2 separate regions of the Mus musculus genome follow, and region 2 is linked to region 1. Evidence: chromatin contacts called from ENCODE Hi-C data. All regions are on one chromosome and are shown on one strand. Each heading gives the region's core, a stretch centred on a gene start or an enhancer-like site at or near the end of the contact. The rest is flanking DNA. Distances are from core to core; before and after follow the strand shown. Region 1 holds the start of A330001L22Rik (a long non-coding RNA gene). Region 2 holds the start of Polr3a (polymerase (RNA) III (DNA directed) polypeptide A).

Evidence for each region. A loop is a pair of places that touch in the nucleus more often than their neighbours do.
Region 2: a map of T-helper 1 cell shows a loop between it and region 1 (4-fold over the local background). The contact joins the promoter of Polr3a here to the promoter of A330001L22Rik in region 1. A Hi-C loop is called at or near these places in 2 of 37 maps with a recorded cell type or tissue (T-helper 1 cell and regulatory T cell).

The regions. Positions count from the first base shown.
Region 1 is chr14:21,985,727-21,992,899 of GRCm38, forward strand. A330001L22Rik (a long non-coding RNA gene) reads left to right here and starts at 3,749. Exons shown (of 2, transcript XR_001781181.2): 1 at 3,749-7,173. Zfp503 (zinc finger protein 503) reads right to left here and starts at 3,875. Exons shown (of 3, transcript NM_145459.3): 1 at 3,299-3,875; 2 at 1,478-2,558; 3 at 1-790. The coding sequence starts at 1,807.
Region 2 is chr14:24,483,154-24,490,326 of GRCm38, forward strand. It overlaps Polr3a (polymerase (RNA) III (DNA directed) polypeptide A), which reads right to left and starts at 3,905. Exons shown (of 31, transcript NM_001081247.2): 1 at 3,720-3,905; 2 at 1,234-1,369; 3 at 965-1,102. The coding sequence starts at 3,763.

The DNA of each region.
Region 1 (7,173 bases), core at 2,499-4,998:
CGTAGGCCCCAGCCAGGCTGCCTGGGTAGGTCATGCCCGCAGGGGGTAGAGGGAACACTGTCTGGCCCGGTTTGTAGGGAGATACCGGGGCCACCAGACCGGAGCCCAAAACCGACGACGAGGTGGGCGCGCTGGGGCCCGAACCCGAGCTTGAGCTGGAAGAGCCGCCACAGTCCGAGCCTAGAGCCTTGCCTCCTGGACCCCCTTCCGAGTGCTGGTTCACGTCCACGTTAATTCCGCCGCCGCAGCTAATCCGGCCGTGCCCCAGCCCGGCGGGTACCCCGTCTGCCGAGGCGCCCCCGGAGCCTTTGCTGCTGCCACCGCCGCCAGCTTCCGGATCTTTCTTGTCGTCCTTGCCCTCCGGGCCACCCCCGGCGGAGGGCAGCATGCCTCCCGGCGAACAGGCCGAGGCGCTGGAGCTGGGACTGCCTGTCCTGGGCGTAAATGGCTGGCAGGTGGCGCTCGGTACCCGGAATCCTGACTTCTCTGCAGCAACACCCCCGCCGCCGCCCCCGCCGCCGCCGCCTCCGCCGCCGCCTCCCGGCTCCTTCTTATCTGAACCGGGTTTGGAGTAAGGCTTGAAACTCGACTTGTCCTCCACGCCGATGTCGCTCAGCTTCAAGGGGCCCGACTTGGCGTCCTTGTCGCCCCCAGCTCCGTTGCCTGCACCACCCGCGCCGCCGCCGTTGGAGGCGACCGAGGAGAGTTTGGAAGAAGGCGAAGGGTCCGGCTTCCCTATCTGCGAACATGTTTGAGCCAGCAGCGCCAGTGGGCTCTTCTTGGCGTCCAGCTGCGGAGTCAGATGGGGAGGGGTTCACACAGAGAAAGAGAGAAACCCTTTAGAAACCTGCACTTAGGGTTCTAGTGCCCTTCGTAACAGCCCGCGAAAAGCATTTCAACTTCCAGGCGCAATTCTAAGTGGCACCCCACTCCGTATCCTTGGGAAAGATGCCAGAACCCCCTGGTCGCTCTAGGATCCTTCCTGAATTCTTTAAGTCACTACTTAGATTTGGAAACAATCTCTCGCAAATGTTTTGGTTTTCATCCCTTTAGATCCAGAATTGTACCCTCTTCCCCAGCACACACTCCTTGATTCTAAAGTGTGAGTGCTTGAGTGGTTGGCGCCTCCGAGGCTGTGTAAATATACTAGCTTCTGAGGAAGGCGACTTTGGAACAGTATACAGGCCCTTGTCCGCCTAGGGGCCGATGGGGGAGGGCTAGGTACATAGGGACTTTAATACAAAAAGGAGACAAGTTTGTGTGGCTTTGCCCCTTAGAATTTGCACCCAATTTCATCTCGTTGCTCTCTACTGACTAAGGTTGAGGAAGTACTGTCCTTTCCTCCCATCCTGGAGCTGAATCACTTCGACTGCCCCCACCCCCACTCCGAGAGCCCCAGATCCCAGGGGGGAAAGAAACCCCACAGGAAGGCAGCCCTGGTAGGGGACTCAGCTTGACCCCGAGAGAAGGTCCTTACCTCGATGGGGCTGACGGGCGTGGAAGGCAGGGGTTGCAAATACTCTGGGTGCAAAATGTGGCCAGTCCGTGCCGTCAGCATCTTCAGCACCTTGATGGGCAGGCGGTTAGCCTGGCGCAGGGGGTCAGAGGGGGGCACAGCGTGCACAAAAGGCTTGGTGCTGCCGGCCGGGGAGGAGCCTGGGCCGTGGCCGGAGCAATTTCCAGAAAGCGCGCTGGTCCAGGCAGGGTCCGCGCTGCCGCCGCCGCTGCCGCCGCCGCCGCCGCCGCCGCCGCCGCCGCCGCTGTGCTTACTGCTTCTTAGGGCAGAAAGCGAGGGCGCTGTGCTCATGACCCACCCGCGCGCATGGGAGCAGCGGGGGGAGGGCTCCGAGATGCGCGGGGCGGGCTCGGGGCTGCGCGCTCGCCCGGGGAGCGGGAGCAGCTGGAGGAGGAGCTGGCGCGGCGGACGCGGGAGCCCCGCGCGCTTTCTCGCCGCCGGGAGCCAGAAGCGAATAATCCTGGGTGGCCCGCAGCGGAGCCGTGATGGGGCTAGAAGAGCAGGACAGACTGCGGGAGTGTCCCCGCGGTGCGCGGTGTCTGCCTCGGGCTGCGCCCTGCGCTGCGCTCTCCCGGCCCCGAGCCGGCGCTGCGCTCTGCGATGTGTGTCGCTGCTTGTCCAGCCCGGGCTCTGGCGAGGAAACTCACTTCAAAAGCAGCTGCACCGAGGGGGAGATTAAAGCCTTTGCCGCCTTCCAATCAAATGGGAGCCCGAGGTGATTGGAGGGTCAAGGGGATGTGACGCGTCCCGCGCCGCCGCCACCGCCAGGAATCTCAGAGCTGGTTTTAATGGGCAGCTCCCTCTTCGCCGCCCCTCGGCTTGTCCCCTCCCTCGATTTCGCTACCCGGACGAGATGGACATTTATTCTACGTTTGTCATCTACCGCCTTCCTTCTTTTTTCTCTTCGTCGTTCTTCGTTTTCCCAGCAGGAAAACAAACTGAAACCTTTGGAGGGAGGGAGTGTTAACAGACTTCGGGAGAAGAAACGCAGGCGGTAATGTGGATACCTGCTGAACAGTCAACTCCAGGGATGAGTGGGAGCCTGTATACAAAAAAAATCTTTTCAGAAATTAAGATTTTGCGTGGCGCGGCCACCCGGGTAAGGAAAGTCGATGCTGCAGAAAGTCTGCCCGCCCGCTTGGATTTCCAGAGGTTCAGCAGCAGAGAAACCAGAAGCTAGAAGGGCAACGGAGGCGGTGGCTGCTCGTCCTCGCGACGTGCGCCGGGCTCTCCGCCCTTCCCGGTCACGTGACACCGAAGGACGCTCAGATTGGGGCTTGAGCGGGGGGTCACATGTTTCCCCTGTTTCACACTTCAGCCCCCCCCCCATTCTTGCTTTCGTCTTGCTACTCTCCCCCCCCCCCGCACCCCCTGTTTCTCTGGGCATCTCCACCCCTCCATCAATTGTCAATGTGCCTCGACCGCAATCAATCAGTTATTTGTCAGCTCTTGTCAATCTGCCCGTGATTTATGTCAGCTTTTGTTGCTGATTACAAGGCGGGTGAGACTTGAAGGGAAAAAGAGAGACCTAGAGTGAGACAGAGGAAGGAAGAGACCGAGAAGAAACTGAAGGAGGGGGAAAGAGCAGCAGCCTCCTGGCACCTGTGTGTGTGTTTGTGTGTGTGGAGGGTGTGTAAGAAAAAGAAAGAGGGGAAAGGGGCGTCCACAGTCAGGAAAATGAAATAGTGAGAGTAAAGTGCGCAGGTGCACCCAGGACTCCTAGTCTGGAGCACCGGCCTGGGATGTGCTCACTCCCTCTTGGGGTTGTGGAGACAGACACACCTTCTACCTTTGGGTGCTTCGGTCAATCCGGGTCGCCCAGTTCGGGTCTGCTGAGTACCTAAGAACGACGCTGGAGGCGACGTCTAACGCGGAGGTTTCCCGCCTCTCTGGCATAATCCCTCCCGGGAATGTAACTTGAGGATGTCCAGTTGTCGACCTCGGTAGTGTTCCCACCCCAGACTCGGGAATTTCTTTCCAAAGAGCCATGCCATCAAATATAGCCCGAGTTCTGGAGGTTACTTGTAGAATAAACCTCCTTAATTCTGTGACCCGTGTTCGTAGCGAGAGTTGAATAGCTCAAGAGAAGAGGCCTGACCATGTGCATAGGCAAACAGGTCTCAGGCTCGCTCTCCTCCTCTCCCGGGTCCTTCGCCACTACCCTCCGCTGGCCATCCCGACAGTCCTGGGAGCCGGGACTTAATCGGGCTGCTGGACGGCATGATGTAGACCATCCAGACAGGACTGACCTATGCGGGGAGAGGAGAGGGAAGGAACGCGAGAGGGAGGGGCGGCTGCCTGTGGAAACCGGTTCTTCCAGGGAAGCGGAGCGGGACTTCGGCGTTCCCCTCGATTTGCGCCGTCGCTCGGGCTGTTTGGAAAGAAGAGGGGAGGCGCTGTGCATGCTGACTTGTACCTGGATCTGGGTGCACAGTGCGTATGCACTCCTGTGCCGCTGGGCGACTTCCATAACGTCCGCTCCGGGGTTACTCCCAGAAACTCGTAGAAAGTAGAAGGGGGTGAGAAGAGGACACACCCCCTTGCTCGGAGGGACTTGGGAGACTTTGAATTTCCCCTCCCCCCACTTTTCCGCAGAGCTCTTCTTTTGTTGTCAAGTCCTTTTGATAAATGGTGGGGCTGGGAGAGCTGGGAGCCAGGAGCCGATCTGCGCCCTGCGCAGGGGCGGGGGCCCAGCCTGGAGACCGGGTTCGGACCACCGCGCACCCTGAGCTGAACCGGGCACGCTCAGGGGACTTTTCCTTCTGTTTGCCAGCCTATTTCTTTCCTACCATCCCAGTCCCCCTTCCCTTCTGTTTCTGTCCACGCGGATAACGAGAACTTTCTGGGGTGGGGGTGAGTTATATAATTTTCTCGTAAGTATTCTTTCACAGAGTTTTGATTTTATTCCTTGATTCCTTAGGTTGGCAAAGTTAATGGGATGGTAACTCGATTAATGGTAATTTGGAAAGAAGAGCGGCTGGGGCTGGTGTGTGTGTGTGTGTGTGTGTGTGTGTGTGTGTGTGTGTTAAGAACATTGGCTGTTTGTGATCCTCCTGCGACAATTGAGAAAGGTAAATTTGTGAGACTATGGCAAGATCACAGGCACCTTTGTGAAGGTGCCTGAATGATCTCTGGAGTAAGAAGTCCAGCTTACGTTTTGGCAGAATGGCAACCCCAAACTCTGCCGGGTAAGGTCTCTGAAGCTGCTTGCAGCCTGCGGGGTGTTAGTGCCTGCCGGTGTCTCCCACTGTATGGCTCTAAAGGTGTCACCCTCTGGTCAGCTCCTGTGGTCCTAGCATAGGAAGCTAGGCCTTGGGCCACCTGCCATATTGGCCTCTTTCATAGGCCTGGAGAGTGAGAGTTGACGCTGTGGACAGAACTGAGGAGAGCAGGAGCAAGCGCGGGCCTAGGGTGTCCTCTTCGCTCCGGGGGTTCAGTTTCTAGGCTCAGTTTGTCTCTTTTCCTCCAATTCCAGTAGTTTTCTCATTGCGCTGGGCAGTTCAAGGGAGGCCACCCCAGCTCTTCAAGACTGGTAGAATCGTGGAATGGCTCTCGTCCCACGTAGATTACATGCGCTCACCGGTGTGCGCCGCCGGGCTCCGTGAGCTCCGACTGCCGCGTTAAAACTCAACTCCGAAGGTCGGAGCGCACGGGGGCGCCTGGGGGTCTGCGTTCCCCGGGCTTTGGGGAGGCACCAGCATCTGAGCCTGCGCACCTCTCAAGGGAGGCCAAATCTCTGAAGGCCGAGTAAGCTGTGGAAGTTGGAGGGGGTGTGGGGGGATATATTGTTATTAATTACTTCAGGCTAGGCCTAATGCTTCCAACCCTCAGAGGTGGTTGGCATGGACGTCCTGCGGATTTTATTTGCACACAATGGACATGATTTGTTTTCTAAAAAAAAAAAAAAAAAAAAAAAAAGGGTGTGGGCATGGCAGATATTTGAGGAGGAGGTGGAGGGAAGAAGGCGGAAGGGAAGAGAGCCGAGGAAAAAAGTTTGAAAATGCCTTGAACTATTCACTGTCGAGATGGCTAATCAGTATTGAGGCCGGAGGGCAGGCGGGCCGCCTTTCACCACCGCTTCCCTTTCATCTCTGGCTCGGCGGAGGCGCTCAATTAAAAGCCTATCAGTTTGTAAGTAAATCAACGCCTATCAGAGTTGTCACATCAAACAAAACGATTATTATTGCAGCCCGCCTCCCCTATTAATCTCCCTCGAAGATAATCCGCCTGACAGGTCAGGCCCGGCAAGTTGGAAAGCCTGGCCCAGAGCGCCCTAAGAGTCCTGGACTGGAGCAGGCCCCCAGGGGTCTCTGCACCCAGGTTCTGTTCCGCTGAGCAATCCTTCCTGGAAGAGTGAGGGAAAGAGCAAGCTGAGGCTGCTGGACCCATTCCCTCCCCACCAAATTACAGTTAGACGCGAGATTCCCAGGGGCCGCTGAGATGACGGTCACGCCCAAGCCTAACAGCTTTTCAAACCAGCGAGACTTAGGGCGGGACGAGACTTGTGGCCCGGCTTAGTCCTGGGACCCCGACATAGTCTGCACTCTTCTGGGTTTGCCTCTTTTTGTTTCCATTATAGTTTTTTTATTTTATATTATTATATTATTTATTTTTTAACTCTCTGAACCTTTCCCTCTTCATTTCCTCTCTCTTTTCCTTTTTCTGAGTTGTCAGGGAATATTTCTTATTGCCTTACTCCGCCTCCCCTGCCTCCCCGCCTGCTCCACGTATAAATGTCTGCATGGCAGTCCTGTTCTCAGGAGCAGGGCATTCTCAGGGCCCGGGTTCCTTCTTTCTCCACAGGAGTGCATGCGAGTCCCAGGTTTTCTTTCTTTCTTTCTTTTTTCCTGCAAATAAATAAATATTCCCCCTAGTTTCTTTCCCAAGTTAGGACTTTTAGAGGCTCATAAAGGTTTTGTGTATTTGGGGGACAGGGAATTAATTCAGCCAGTGCAGGATAGCTAAATATGTGGGCTGTTGCAAGCCCCCTGTTTGGGATCAGTATCTTGCCCCGGAATTTTACAGTTCCAGCCTTCTTGACCTGGCCAATATCCTCTTTGGAGCTTCACCGGGCGTTGGGATCTCAGCACTTAGTGTATGAAGGAGTGCTTAGGATTTCTTAGTAAATACACCTAGGTTATTTCTTCTATGACCTCAAGCTAGAGCCTCAAGGACTGGAAGGGGTTTGGCTTCTAGATCTCTGAATTGTGGCCTTCTTGCTGGTGTCTCTGGCTTCCCAGTTTGGTAATGTCTTGGAGTTGAGCACCAACCACCTTTCTATGATATGCTTTGGTCTAAGCTCAGACCCAAGTGGCCACTGCCAGAACCGGACTAAGCCAGGACTGGGAGCTGGCTGAAGTGTCTGAGGTGAAAGGGTGGTTGGAGGGATCCAGGGCCTACTAATTTAAATGCCAGATCTTCTCTAAGACACTGTCTGGGGTCGCCATCCATAAGCGCCCCAAAGGTGCTGTGCAGTTGAACATCCACACTAAACATCCCCAGCTGGCAGCTGTTTTGCTGGGATTGAAGGCTGGGACTATCCAACAAGACCTATTTCAGACTGCTTGGTGCCCTGGGCTGCAGGACTAGGGATCCCCACACAAGCCCCCTCAAAGTCCCTCAGTTCGTACTTACTTTCCAGTCTTATGAAAATAATT
Region 2 (7,173 bases), core at 2,655-5,154, 2.5 Mb after region 1:
CCCCCATTGAGTGGCTCCCCCCACAAATATATATACATATACACACACAGACATATATACACACACAAAATAAATAAACACTACTACTAAATGTCTCTGCTTTGTTGTGTACATGGAATGGATTATCACAAACTAAGATCTACTCATCATGGCAGCCCGTGTTCCCAGGATGTTGTCGGTGCTCAAGGCCAGATGGCAGGATTTTGTTGCTGTATTCTTCTTTGTGTCTTCTGTGTTGGAACTGTTATTATTTTTGTACAGTGTTTGATTGAACCTCGGGTCTTAGGCATGCTAGGCATGCATATCAATGAACTCTAGCTACCCTACCATCTTTTTTTGTTATTTAGTTCAGGCTGATCTTGAACTCACGTCTCAAGCTAGCCTCAGTTTCGCAATCTTCCTGCCTCTGCCTCTCTAGCCCTGTGATTACACGTGCACATCACCAGTCCTATAGTTTTTAACAGTTGGAATCTGGATTTTTAAAACCTTAAGACAGGTTTCATTGCACAGCCTGAGCTGGTCTTGGACCTGAGATTCTCCTTGTCTGCTTCTTGAGTGCTAAGGTTCCAGTATATGTTACGCCTAGCTTAGCACGGCTTGCGATGAATAAACTACCACTTTCAGTTGGGCAGATTTTTTTTTTCTTTTAACATGTATTTATTTCAGTGTGAGCTACAGCTTATGTGTGAAGATCAGAGGACATTAGGAGTCAGCTCTCTCCTTCAACAGCGCGGGACCTGGCAAGTGACTCAGGTGCTCAGACTAGCACCAAACGCCTTACCCAGTAAGCCATCTCTTCTGCAGCTATTGCTTTCTCAAGGGAAACAGAACATTAGAGAATCTGTAAGGAATTTAACATAATGCAAGATTGCAATACTATGGGCACAGTATAGAAACTTCTGGATATACCCCTCCTCAGCCACAGTTCCTGGGTTCCCTCCAGTGTCCCTGACCCCTCGCTCACCTGTAAGATACCAATGACAGCCCTGAAGTACCCGACATGAAAGCACGGTAGCTCGAGATCAATGTAGCCATAGTGGCCGAGACAGTCCGCCAAGTTCTTCCCACAGGTCTCACAAGGACGATCTTTTTCGCTCGTACCCTTTGGAGGAAAGAACACCCAGCCATTGGTGGAGAGCACAAGAAAGGGGCCCAATCTTCCTAACTCACAGCCAGCTGGGACCAACGATTTCACGTGTCAACTGTGGAACACTGGGAGGGACAGGGCCTTACCATTCTATGGTCAAGCACTCCATACAACAAGGGGGCGTGGTTGTTGTCTTGGCTGTACAGGTTCTTACTGACAACCTGGATATGTGCCTGCTGGCGCATCTCCTCAGGGGACTTCATTCCAAAACAGATATGGCTTCTGCAGTGGGAACAAACCAGAGAAAGGTATCAAAGCCCATGGATCTAGGCACACATGGACACAACCAAAACCACCCTGCCCTCTGACTCCTGGACAGGCTCGTTCCACCAGACCCAGACAGAGTTTAGTAACTGGGTCTTCAACCCTTTATCCTACGGGAAAGAGTTTCAATTTTCCCTCATGAGACGTTATTGCTCTCAAGGTCACTCCCTTGGTGGGCAAGCTAGTGATGAACCTATCTTTCTCAGTCTGGACTTGCTTCCTTATCTCTGCTTTCAGGTTCCCTACACCTTCAGTGCCCCTCTCCTCTCAGTATATTCTCCTTTTTGGGGGGAGGAGGAGGGTTGAGGCAGGGTTTCTCTGTGTAGCCTATAGTCTAGGCTGGCCTCGAACTCAGAAATCCGCCTGCCTCTGCCTCCCAAGTGCTGGAATTAAAGGCGTGCTCCACCACCACCCGGCCTATACTCTCCTTTACTGTCTTCATTTAGTCCTTTTGGGTCTTTTGAGGTATCTTCTTCCACTGCTATCATTTGCATATTGGACACCCCCCCCCCCCACCATTCTGGGTGCCACCCTTCCTCCTCTTCATTGCACAATCCTCCCAGGGATGCCCTTTGTTTGTATATATAGACGTCTTCGAAATCTCTTTACGTCAGCCACCTCTAGTTGACTGGGCATGGGCATCTCCAACTCAGAATATCTGAAAAGTTACATCTAGATCAAACGTGTGCAGGCTTCCTCCCCTTTGCCATTTTCTAAGAAACACAAGCAAGTAACAACTTACATGGACAAAGAGTTCATCTAGAGATACTGTGCTGCTTTGAATAAAAGACTTTATCTGTTTGGAGTTGGGGTAGGAGCACTAACTGTTCATAAAAGATAGAGAGAATTAAAATAACATGGGATGATGGTACAGTCTGATGGGACACCAGGGTCTGGTCAGAACACCTCTCTGCAAAGGTGATCTTCCAGCTGAATTCTAAGTCAGACAGAGCAAATAGGAGAATGAAGATAGGAAGCAGAAGGTAAAGATTCCTTGGCCCACAGGCACTGGGCATCACCAGAGAATCACAGGCAAGCGGCACAGACAGCTAAGGGTACAAGATGAGCCCAGTAAGGCCTGCAGGGGCCAGGGCTTGGGATTTAGGAGGGAATCAAGTGTCAGCATTACCAAGAGCTGCTGGAAGATCCAGGTGACAGAGATCTAGTTTGCATCTGAAATGAAGGGTCTTGCTCTGTAGCTTGGGCTAGCTTCAAACTCCTGACTGCCTGCCTTGGCCTGAGTGGCATAACTATTGGCTTGTGGCTCTGCATCCCTGGGCTGCTGTGTGAGGATCCTTTCATGTGAATAGGGTGCGTGTGAAGGACTGAGATGGTGGACTGAGAACAGTCGGAGGTCACCCAGGTGACACCTGTCCCAGTGAACAGTAACACAGAGTTCCTCCAGTCTCATTTTTCTTACCTCTGTCTCTGCTTCTCTCTTCCATTTTATGCCCTATGCCCCTTTAAGTTCACTTCTCTCCAAAGTCCCCACATCCACCTCAGAGCCCTGGACCCAGCTCAAGTCACCATCATTGCCAGTCTAGATCCCTGCCATGGCCTCAAACTCTGTCCTGGCCAAACACTCCAAAAGTCTGACACGCCTTGCAAGACTCACATAGTGTAAGTCCCCTGCTTCACGTCTATCAGTCTACCTTGTCCCTCCAGTACGTGTTTTAAAAGGAGCCTGGTCTGCACCGAGCCCAGACTTATTCATTACTTGGTGCTCTCAGTCTCCTCTCTGCTGGTCGTTGCATTTGCCACAATCATGGCTGATTTGTCTACTCTACAACAGACCAAGCAGAAAGACTGCATTCTGCGGGACCTTTAGTGCACAACACTGTCCTCAGTACATTCTCTTATGTAAGTTGAAGAAGCAAAAAGATCCGCCTTAGCCTCCCCCCCCCCCGCCAAAAAAAAAAAAAATCAAACAACCAGGGCTTAATAATTAAGCTTTGAAACAGAGAGCCCAGAAGAGCAGCTTGGTTTCTGAGCCTGCCACTTTCTAGCTGACAACCTTGAGTCAGCACACAACTGTGTCCTCGTGCCAGAGGAAGAGGTCCGCTGAGAGTAATCAGCGCAGGGATTCAGGAGGTGGCATCTTCGCCCAGAATGCCCGTTCTGACACTGTTCCGTCCATTGCACTTTCCCCGCTATACCTCACGGATCCCCCACCCCCCACCCCAGGATCTGAAATCCCATCCTGGAACTTTTTTCTTCGCTCCCTTAACAACTGTCCCTCTCCTGGGACACTCTGGGACCCGGGACCTCAGCCTCCACCTCACCCCCACCCCTTCGGGGGCGTCCTTACATTTTCTTAGCCACATCCGTCTCGCGGAACTGCTCCTTCACCATGGTGCCGGCTGGCCGGACGCCCTTCTCGGAGCTGCGACTACAAAAACCACTGTCGCCGCACCTTCCCGGGGTGCTTAGGTATTTAGGAGTAAGGAAGCTGCAGCAGCCTCCCCGGCCACCGTAGAGCGCCGCACGTGCCGCTTCCTCTTCCGCCGCCGGACTTTATGAAGAGAGGCTTGGCAGACGCTGCTTTGAGCCCTCCTTCTAGATCGCCATCTAGCGGCTCCTTCACGAAAATGCACCTAGGCCGCGCAGATCAGTGGGGGAAAATGGCTTTTTCAGGTGGGTTTCTCAAAACAGCAGAAGAGGCCGGGCGTGGTGGCGCACGCCTTTAATCCCGGCACTTGGGAGGCAGAGGCAGGCGGATTTCTGAGCTCGAGGCCAGCCTGGTCTACAGAGCGAGTTCCAGGACAGCCAGGGCTACACAGAGAAACCCTGTCTCAAAAACAAAAACAAAAACAAAAAAACAGCAGAAGAGACGGATGGACCGCTTTTTTTGTTTGTTTTTTTTTTTTGTTTTTTGTTTTTTGTTTTTTGTTTTTTTGTTTTTTTGTTTTTTTGTTTTTCAAGGCAGGGTTTCTCTGTGCAGCCCTGGCTGTCCTGGAACTCGCTCTGTAGACCAGGCTGGCCTCAAACTCAGAAATCTGCCTGCCTCTGCCTCCCGAGTGCTGGGATTAAAGGCATGCGCCACCACGCCCCGCAGTTTTGTTTTTTTTTTTTTAAATCTCAAGGTCAAAAAGTTACATCAAATAGAAAAAAAAATCAAACAAGGACCGGCGCGCGCGTGTGTGTGTGTGTGTGTGTGTGTGTGTGTGTTGTTGTTGTTGTTGTTGTTTCCTGAGAAAGGCTCTCCATATATAGTCCCGACGGGTACTGAATTTGCCATCCTGTCTCCATACTCTCAGTGCTCAGTTACATCCCACCTGGTATAAATAAGTAAATTTACATATCTATTTACATACTTGTGTACAAACATATATACAAACACATATAAACACGCTTATTCTTACACAGCATATGTAATATATATGTATGGTTCGTTTTGAATTGTGTGTTTTGTAAATAGATGCAACAAAAACCCACCCAACCCTTCAGCTCTCCAAGGAGAGAAAGAACGGTCTATTAAAAACTGCCAGAAGCCGGGCGTGGTGGCGCACGCCTTTAATTCCAGCACTCGGGAGGCAGAGGCAGGTGGATTTCTGAGTTCGAGGCCAGCCTGGTCTACAGAGTGAGTTCCAGGACAGCCAGGGCTACACAGAGAAACCCTGTCTCAAAAACAAAACAAAACAAAACAAAACAAAACCAACTGCCAGGCCACCACTAAGAACAGTAGAAGACAGCTCCCAGCAGCAAAGCCTTGCTAGGTTTTAGGGACTTATATGGCTGGAGTGGGGCCAGCTCAGAAAATCCCGGTGGTTAGCATGAGAACTCTGTTGGGCAGGGAGGAGACTGACAGATACAGCCAGGAGCCTTCAGCCAGCTGTTAAGGGCTTCTGAGAAATGCTTTAAGTCTGTTTCCTAGCAAGGTCTGGTGGGGTCCAGACCATCACTTTAAAATAGTGCCGTCAGCACTGCCGTTTGGGGGCCTGCTTTGGGGACTTAACATACTTGTGTGTGTTTGTGTGTGTGCAGGCAGAAGTGCAGGTTGGTCTCCTCTGCACACTAAGCCCTGTACTCGGGTATTTCCCTTGGAATAATGCTGTTAATTCATGTTTGCTCCACTTTATGCAAAGCATTAACTTCTGGTTCAGGCAATATTAAAAGCTTATTTTGTGTCAGATCAGAGATTCACACACATACAAAAAAAAACCCAAAATATATTTTGAGATAGGTTCTCTCTATGTAACCCTAGTTGGTATGTTGGTGCTTGCTTTGTAGCCCAGGATAGCCTCAAGTTCTTGGCTAATCCTCTTATTTAACTTCACAGATTGGTGTGGTCATTCATAGGTGTATGCCACCACAGCTGGTTCAAATAGATAGTTTCTTTCTTTTTTTTTTTTTTCTCCATCCAGAGCTGGGCATTGAACTCAGAGCCATTGCATACTGAACAATGTAGATTGTACCCAGAGCCTTTGCATATTAGACAGTGTTCCGCCACTGAGTGGACCTACATCCTCAGTTCTTTTAAAATTTTAACTGGAGCCAGGATCCAGCCATGTCATCCAGGCTGGCTGGATAAAAACCAGTCTTTTAAAAACTCACAAGTTTTTAAAAGACTCTCAGAAAGTCTCAAAGCCAAAAGAGCCACAATCCTCCCTTCCAATCCAATAAACTGCTAGGTGTGGTGCCCCACTTGGGAGGTGAAGGCAGAAAGATCAGGAATTCAGGATCATTCTTGGCAATGCAATGGATTTTTCAAGACCTTGCATGGGCTTCGAAGGTCTGGTTTTAAAGAACCTAAAGCCTCACACACGAAAAACCTTATGAAAAAGTCACTAGCAACTCGTGGTGTCACGTCAATGCAATAGGGGTGAGTAGTTAAGGTTTCTGCTATTTCCCTGGTGTAAAGCAGGGATGCTGACTGAAAGGCCTTTTTTTTCTCATTAATTAATTTATTTACTTTACGCCCTGATCAAAGCCCCCACCCCACCCCGACCCCAATGGCTTTCTTAAATGCCTTCAAGATGAACTTTTTTGGAGACAAGTTTTACTTTATTTTATTCTTTTTTTTTTTTTGGTTTCTCGAGACAGGGTTTCTCTGTGTAGTCCTGGCTGTCCTGGAACTCACTTTGTAGGCCAGGCTGGCCTCAAACTCAGAAATCCACCTGCCTCTGCCTCCCGAGTGCTGGGATTAAAGGCATGTGCCACCACGCCCGCCCGGCACTTTATTTTATTCTTGAGTCAGCGTCTCACTGTGCAACCCTGATTGACCCAAAACTCTTTGTAGGCCTCAAACTCAGAGATCTGCCTTCCTCTACCTCTTAGGCCCTGCTTAGTGGAAACAATTTAAACCAACTACCTGCCTCTAAGATTTAAACTAGTGGTTCTTAGCCTTGCTAACGCTGCGGCCTCTTACTACAGTTCCTCATATTGTGTTAACTCTTGACTATAAAATTATTCCTGCCGGGCAGTGGTGGCGCACGCCTTTAATCCCAGCACTTGGGAGGCAAAGGCAGGCGGATTTCTGAGTTCAAGGCCAGCCTGGTCTACAGAGTGAGTTCCAGGACAGCACAGAGAAACCCTGTCTCAAAAAACCCAAAAATAAATAAATAAATACTTAAAAAATAAAATTATTCTCGTTGCTACTTAATTGTAATTACTTAATTGTAATTAATTTGCTGTGATTTTGACTTGTAATGTAAATATCTGTTTCCTGATGGTTTTGGGCAACCCTTGCAAAAGGGTCGTGACCCTTTGGCTGAGAACCGCCGATTTAAACAAATGACATTGAAAGCGAACTTTACTGGGTG